Linked DNA regions of Homo sapiens: region 1 is linked to region 2. Evidence: read pairs that join two places in POLR2A ChIA-PET (ENCODE). Cell type or tissue: Caco-2. All regions are shown on one strand.

Evidence for each region. ChIA-PET counts read pairs that join two places held together with the same protein. Peaks named below come from ENCODE experiments on the same cell type or tissue, not always from the same donor. Only the 100,000 strongest peaks of a DNase experiment are listed, where the experiment ranks them.
Region 1: POLR2A ChIA-PET joins it to region 2 with 6 read pairs; 2 of 35 experiments call an interaction of 5 or more read pairs at or near these places.

Annotation. Positions count from the first base shown.
Region 1 is chr10:112,528,709-112,532,708 of GRCh38, forward strand. The region is part of intron 4 of VTI1A (vesicle transport through interaction with t-SNAREs 1A); the gene reads left to right. Among named protein-coding and RNA genes, the nearest start is that of VTI1A, 83 kb to the left of the region's middle. RefSeq lists an enhancer at 2,548-2,597. In Caco-2, no CTCF peak of the experiment used is centred here; a DNase peak (open chromatin) is centred at 2,383; H3K4me3 peaks cover 990 bases.
Region 2 is chr10:113,112,513-113,116,512 of GRCh38, forward strand. The region is part of intron 5 of TCF7L2 (transcription factor 7 like 2); the gene reads left to right. Among named protein-coding and RNA genes, the nearest start is that of SNORA87, 69 kb to the left of the region's middle. In Caco-2, no CTCF peak of the experiment used is centred here; no DNase peak of the experiment used is centred here.

The DNA of each region.
Region 1 (4,000 bases), 580 kb before region 2:
GTGAATGCGTAGTTCCCATGTCAGTTCTTTAAACAGCTATAGATCTTTCCCTCATTTGAAACTACTGCCTAATGCAGAGGAAATAGAAAGGAAGGGGGTGTGCCTGTCTAACTCAGACTCCTTTATCGTAATGGATGTTGTAGTTCTATGATAGGGATCCCTTTTTTTTCAAACGTGTTCACTTCTCTTAATGGACATTTTATATGCCTAAAACATTTGCCTTGCGTACATATAAGTATGATTTTTATGCCTAAAGAAAACTGTTCCACAAAAATAGATTGAGTTCATATTTTCTGAATTTTTCAAATTATATTCCTGTCACCTTAAAGTGATTATGCAGAGATTTCCCCTGGACTTGTATAAATCAAACTTACAAATTCTGAAAGTGCTTGGAGAACCTGAAGTTTACATGTAAGGAACTGTCACTTCAATAAATAGAGTATGATAAATTATAGTCATGAGAATATGTACTGTTAGATTATTACTTGTGTGAAGTTTTCCATCTAAAATTTGATTGAGGTGTAAAAGTTCAAAGAGACCACACTGAACGTTTTGGATATTTCGTTACCAAATGTAGCAAAGTTTCCATTTCATATGAAGTCATTGCATTTTGTTTTAAGGCTCTTTGTCATAATATAGGAATTAAAATCCCTCAAACTAAAACACATCCTTAACTAGGTATGGTCACTTGAGAATAACTTTTTTATTCCGCATCAGCATTCATTCAGAATATGGAGTCAAAACGGAAGCTCTTTCTGTAAAGAAAGAAAATATTTTAATTTGGCTCTATACTAATCTTTGTAGCTCAGTAGCTAGGAAGAGTTTTTTTCTAGGTAGGGCTGCTTATAATTTATATAAGAAAAGGTCTTCTGCCTACAAATAAGTTTACTTCTAAGTTATTTGCTAATAAATTGATTTTCAGAACTTCTTATCCATGGAATACTAACTATATAAATGGATAAAACTTGGAGATAAACAAAATGAGATAAAAATAGCAATATTCATTTAATTGCAATTGGGATATACCTGTCAGTTTAAAAATATAGATCAAAATAGGAAAATAAGGAATTAATAGCAATGATTATATAGGTAAAATACTGGCTAGGTATTTTCAATGTAACATACACATCCTCCTTATAGTTGCTTCTTTGTGAAGATTCGATAATATGAATACAATAGCTATTATTTCTCATTCTGATAATTTATGATGCAGTTTTTTTAGGCATCTGAAACCTGACTGTAATACATATAATTATAGTCTGCCAATTAACTATAAAGTATGTTAATTTACTCTTAGGTACATAAACATTTCTGCCATGATTAGAAATGTTAAAAATTCAGAAATTAAGAATTTTTCAAAAGCATTTTTAATGTCCCTCATACAATACCCTTTGCATTTAATTCCAAATTAAATGCTTTGTATACATTCATTTCTGATTCATATTCATTTCATTCAATCAAATATAGCTAATGCTGATTTACAAAGAAGGGGCAAGAAAATTACCTACTTTGTACATTTGAGTACTTTTGGGCTATCAGCTTTCCAAGGATTACTGTCTTAAGCATTATCATTCTATTCTTTGAAAATACCGTATTTACCATTCCATGTGGCAACATTTTATTTCTTTGAAAGAGTTGAGTTCTTGAATGTAGTGATGTTGTATTTAGAGTGGAAACATTAATAGTTCATAACTTGATTGCATTTCATGAGAACCATTCTCATAAAAGGAAAAACACAACTTATAGAATAAAATCATAAAGCCTTTCATAGTGAAGTGTGATAATGGGGCAAATAAACTGTTCCAAGCTTTGATTTTGAACCCTAATACTCTCTCAGTTTCTATATGCAGAATTATATTGATCAGTGACTTTTAATAAATCCTAAATAGAAGATTCAAAATATAAAGAGTAGACTATTTCCAAATGTGGGGAAAGTTTTGTGGCAAAGCAATATTTAGCAGATAATGATTGCTTAATTTCTTAATACAAGGTTCTCTTAAGTTCTGATTTGGGCTTGCTGTGCATAAAGTGTGTCAAACTTCAGCTACAGACCAGGGGGTGAAGTCGGTCAATTTAATTCCCCAAGATCTAAAGAAGGTCGGTATCATTTCATATAGCCCTGGCAGAGCAGATCATTACCAGGCACAAATCTGTTCGTTACGTGCTGAGGGTTTATAGCAAAATAAATAGACTGTCATCATAAGTTCAGAAAATTGTGTGTTCGACCCACGATAATGTGTAAAGGGCGTTTAATAGAGTTCAGCATTTATTCGTTATCTGTATGCGAACAGAGACAGCAGTCGCGTTATCAGCTTTAAAAAAAATTCGGTAGTTCTGGGGTCACGTGACACACCTCACACACACACACACACACACACACACACACACACACACACGTGCGCACGTGCGCGCGCGCGCATGAACCCTCACATGCTCTGCAGTGCAGTTTTGATTTTAGTCACAGCAGAAGGCTTAACCACAAGAGATTCCACTGGTTCAAACCAGCGTAAACCAGATTTTTTCAGCCCACAAAGGAACAGATTACCTCTTGTATCAAATTCTGCATTGGGGGAAAAAAAATCTTTGTTTCAGAAAAGATGTTGATTATCATAACTCAACATGGTGGCATTGCACACTCTCATGTTGCCTATGATGGAGCTAGTAACTCGAGAAAATACGAAATCACGACTTACAGTCCAGTCTACGCATTGTTAATTTTCAGAAATAGGCCATCTTTTGTTTACTTGAATGAATAACTCCCGGCCTAAGCAAAGAAAAAAAAAAAAAAGAAAAAAGATAAAGATGAAAAACCCTCCCATTACCTAGCTTGGCTACAAATCCGATGTAGAGCTTGAATGCAGCCATGCAGCACAAACAAGATAGAACGTTTTTTGTTTGGAACCTATTGAAAAAACAAATGGGTAGCATTTTTAAACACTCATTGATTATGGCAGGGTGGCATGCCCCAAATGGTCTCTATTGCTGAAGAGTAGTTTTAAACTTTGGCCCTTTAAGTATCATAGTCAACCAAAGAATAGTGCCCCCAGAAAGAAAAGATCGCTGGCCGATCAATTCCCAGATCGTCTCTTTCTGAGAATTAATGTTTGCCTTTTTCTCCCATGATGTTGGGATAGCAAAGAGAAAGATTCCGATATATGATAGGCCAGGTATTTTAGCTTAAAATTTTGCTTCTTCTGGGGAAGAATTATAACTTTTCATGTGAAATGAAAAGATGATTTACTTGTATGTAACTGGATGGTTGCTGAGTGTGTTAATTAAAAATAAAGAAAGCTTCTTATTTTGAAACGATGATAATAAAGGTTTCATTTTCACTGAATGTACTGTGAGACATTACATGATAACTTATGTACCCTTTTTATAAAGATTCTTAACAGTTTTTAAAATCTTATTCTTTGGTACTCAAAATACTTTTCATATAACAAATGAAATAACAGAATAAGCTGGAATGCATACTGCCTTCCTTGAATTCGGGACAAAAACAGCGTTAAGCATTGAGATATCCGGGCTATAGTAAACATGATACTTACAGAGACTTATAGTGAACAATTCAGGCACATTTCTCCCAAAGCAATAGTTTAATTTATTGACCTGCATATGTCAAGTGTTATAACAGATGTTACAGATATTTGGATGTTTAAAAATTATCAGTCGTAGACCTGAATTGCTGAGGATGCAAATTTCAGACCTAGAATGTGGTTTAGTCTGTTACAACATAGGTTTCAGTTTCTAGTCATTGCAGAAACTGTGGTCGTCATCTCACTTATACAGTGATATTTGTAGTTTAGAATAATGTCAAACACACACACACCCACACGTACACACAATGAGCCAGATATATGGTTATATATTTTAGTTCCTAAAGAGTTAAACAGCTTGTTTTATCTGTTATATTTAAGGTAAATAGAAAAATGTTCTAAATAAGAGAATTAAAATGTTATCATAGGATAATTTACTAAGAAGTAAGGAGTGATTTTTTATT
Region 2 (4,000 bases):
GCTTGGGTGTGTGCACACCTAATTTCTCTGAGAACACATACGTGTTGTAAAGGGCACAGCAATTTCCCGTGCTTACTTAATAGTGTTTAAATCAACTTACTGGATTTGGGTGCCTTTCCTTGCCAACATTCCTAAACTTCATGTGAACAGCAAAAGTTCAAAGTCCACCAAAACATCATTTATTTGTTAATGAAAACCAAGCAATTTCAGAATGGGATCGTACTGTCCTGTACTGTCACCTTCTCTCTGATGTTATGGAGGCATGTTGTCTTTCTCCAGAGGCAAGCAATATTGTGTTTTAAGCTTATGAGGCAATCATGGGAGGCGAGTTTGGCCAGTGTTTCTGTGTATTCAGATCCTCCTCCTTTTAAAAAGAATAAAATAAAAGGTAGAAGGCTTTTCCCTGATTATGCTTTTCTGGTGGGTTTCTATTTGTCATTGCGGTTTATAAAATGGCTTCTTCTCCTCTGCTTCCAATTCATTTGTTAATATTAACTCTTGGTTGTAGCAGAGAGTCACCGTTATCTGAAAAGCAAATTCCCTTATTTTTGTCATATTGATGTAGTAGCAGTAGTTAATTAGGGACCTCATGAGTGACAGGAGTTTTTGGGTTCTATAACCAAAAACCCAAACACTGGCCAACCCGGTCTGCCTTGTCAAGTCGGTGAAATCCTGACAGCTTGCAGTTTCTTCAGCCTCTCTCCCTGCACTTCAGTACAGGAGCAGCCCAGTAATAGTCCCGATCGCTAATAAGAGCACAAACACCCGTAAGCAGGTGAATTGGAAATATTGTCATTTTGACTACATCAACAACTTATAACTTACCAAAGCAACTTGATGTCCTTACTTAATTCTTCCCCCGCACCTCCCCACCAGTGCTTGATTAACAAACTGGTCAGTGGCTATTTAGACATGAATCACAGGGCATAGGACATCCTCATAGGATGAGCTGCCTGGGCTGGACACACTGGCCAGGTTGATGACTTCTCTTGAAAGGGGGGTTCTGTGTTGCTCGCACCTTCACCTAGAAGGAGATGTGAGGCATTTCTTAGAACAGTGTTCACCCCCTTTAGAATTTGTGACCCTTTGTCCTTGTTAGTCTTGATGGCTTCCAGTTCTCCAAGCCCCAAAGAACTGTGTGGTTTCTCTTATTTCTGCAGCATTTAAAGAAATTAAATTAGTTTTCCTGGGCTCCTCACCATCTAATTTGTTTCCCATTAGAGATAAATAATGACGTTTGGGGCATCATAAACCCAAGGATTTCCATGTTAGTTTTCCAAGGACCTTTTTTTAAGAGAGAGGGGAATAAGAATATTTGGGTCAGATGTTTTAAGATGTTAAATATAAAAATCAGCCTTTTAAGAATCAAATGCAAAGCCAGTCACTTAGCCTTGAATTTCCCACTGTGATTCCACTTTTCAAAACCCAGGATGACCATCATGATGGGTTTCGTTGGACTATCAGTTGTTACAGGTCAAATCATAGTCTCATGATTGTTAAAATCTTAATAAGGCCCCCTCTAATCCTGTGAGTTTTCAGAAGGAAATCCCTGTGAACAATCCTGGAATTGCTTTGCCTGGTAACATCTTATTTACTGACAATATCCCCAGCTGAGCTCTCTTGGTTAATATGTTTGCTCTGGCACTGTAGTTCCTTTTTAATCAGAAATGCTTATCAGTAGGTTGCATGGTTGGGGAAAATGGCATTTATTTTGTAGCATTTTCCCAAGGAATATTGGATGAATATTCCTTTAGTACTAAATATATAATGGTCTTTGTCTTAAGAACTTATTAGCACTGAGATTTCTGTGTTGGAATTTTCTTTATTGATACCGGTTTGTAGGTTCTGGAGAGTCCAACTGATATTTTTTTGCATCTCGATCAGAAGCTCTGACTTTTTGGTCCTTAGCAGAGAATACATCCCTTGATATCTTGGAGGCGCCCTTAGTGGAGTCAATGGTGTGTGGGCTTAAGGAGAAGTCAGGGCATTAGCAGGTCTGTATTTTCCTCCAGCGTGGAGTTTTGTCATTTCTAATGATGACAATCTATCAGTCCACATGGTTCAAAATGAAGATAAATTGAATTAATATATGTGAGTTAACTGACTCATTGATATAATTATACTGTGAGGATTTCTTTAGTGTAACCTAACACATTTAGTAGTGTTAATTGTAATGGCTTTGCACGGGAGCACTTAATTTCCTAAGCAAACAGAATAATTTATTAATTCTCAAAAAGCGATTTCAAGGCCTAGACTGAGAGAGAAAGAGTATGTGTTTTACTGTAGTCTCAGTTTGCTTTGGCTTATCAGATTGAAAATTGCTAAGAATTTTTTTCCAGATTCCAACTTGTTATTGCTACATTTCCATGTGTGCCCAATTCAATAGCGTATTGAAATGAAAGTAGGAAATAGGTACCGTCCAGTAAATCTTAATTAAGTTATTGAAAATTGAAGAGCACTGAATAATAAAGCAGTTCTAATTGCAGTTAAAACTGTATTGGCAGCAGATATGCTTGAACAGGGATGATAAAACAGCTGAGGAAGAGCGTTGGATGGCAGAATCGAAAAAGGGTAATACACAGATTAAATGCAAAACTCAAATGTTTTGTGAAATGTAGGCAAGCTGTGTAAACCTATTTTTTGCTGGAAAGCATGTTTTCTGTCATGTCAGAAATGATCACAGGAATCCTTTTAATATTCATTTAAATAGTTTTTAATTGGCTTCAGAGAGTTTAAAGTTCAGCATGAAGGTGAGATCTAAGCTTACTAATTAGATCGAATGCAGTTTGACTTAAAGAGCAGACTTGATAATTAAAGAATTTCATACCAAATATACATTTTGAAAACATTTCTTTTCACATCCTTGAGGTAAAATGAGTTTTCCTGAATTTTTTCCCTTCTTTTCAAATAGAAATTTCTCTTACAGAAAGATGATCAAATCTTGTATCGCTTGTTAGAAAATGACAAACCTCTCATTTGTTTGTCATTTAGCCAACATCCTGTGTTCAGGTTATTCTAATTTTTTTTCCCATCCAAGTAGAATTTTGAATTGCACGGAACGTTGTGATGAACACAAGTTGTTGTGTCTTGTGTTTTTCCCCCCACCAAGTTGTTTGATGCTGTTGAAATGGAAGGCTGAAGTAGAAGGGGCACTTAAGCAGTGAAGGGTTTTTCTTTGTAAATAATAGATCAAGAGCACTGGATCTGTATCTAATGGAGCTGTGTGCGGCCTCCATTTCAAGGACAGCGCGCGGTTTTAAAAACCACAACTACCGACCATCCCGTCCACAACCTGTGGTCAGTTTTGTGAATGTGTGTGCGTGTGTCTCTGCTTGCCTCCTCTAATTCCTTAGCACCCTTCCCCCTTAAACAGGCTGCTGTCACGTCATATTTGATTTCATAAAGTTAAAAATAGAAACCTCAAACAATATGAAGATGTGTATCGATATAGCTCCTTACCTGTCTTCTAATATTATGGAATGATTTGAGGAACTTCAATCCTATTTTACTCAATGTGTGAATGAGCCTATTTGACTATGGTAGGCTTTCTAAGAAAAGGTAGATGTATGTAGCTGACAACAATGCAGAAATGTTTGTCTTAGGAGCAGAAAAACTGGATTGGTTATGTATAGTTTATCATGATAATCTGATGAAAAATTAAATTTATCATTTTCTCCCTCTTTTCCCTTCCCCTTCCCCTTTTGTAGGTTATAAATATGTTCTTATATTTGCCAGTTTGAACTTGTGTTTGAAAATCATAGATTTGATACTCTCAAGTATTGTGGTGTTATTGCATACAATTCCTAAAAGCACAATAGGACTTTGTTCCCTCTGAATTTGAATTAGTTATATTTTATCACTTATAATCTAAATTAGACCTAATTAATATTTTCCCTTGTAGTGTAATAGTGCAAACATTGCCAGTATCTTAAAATATGTAGTCTCTGTTAAAAGCATATTTGAAAACAGAAAAATAAACATTATATGTTAAATATCAAGT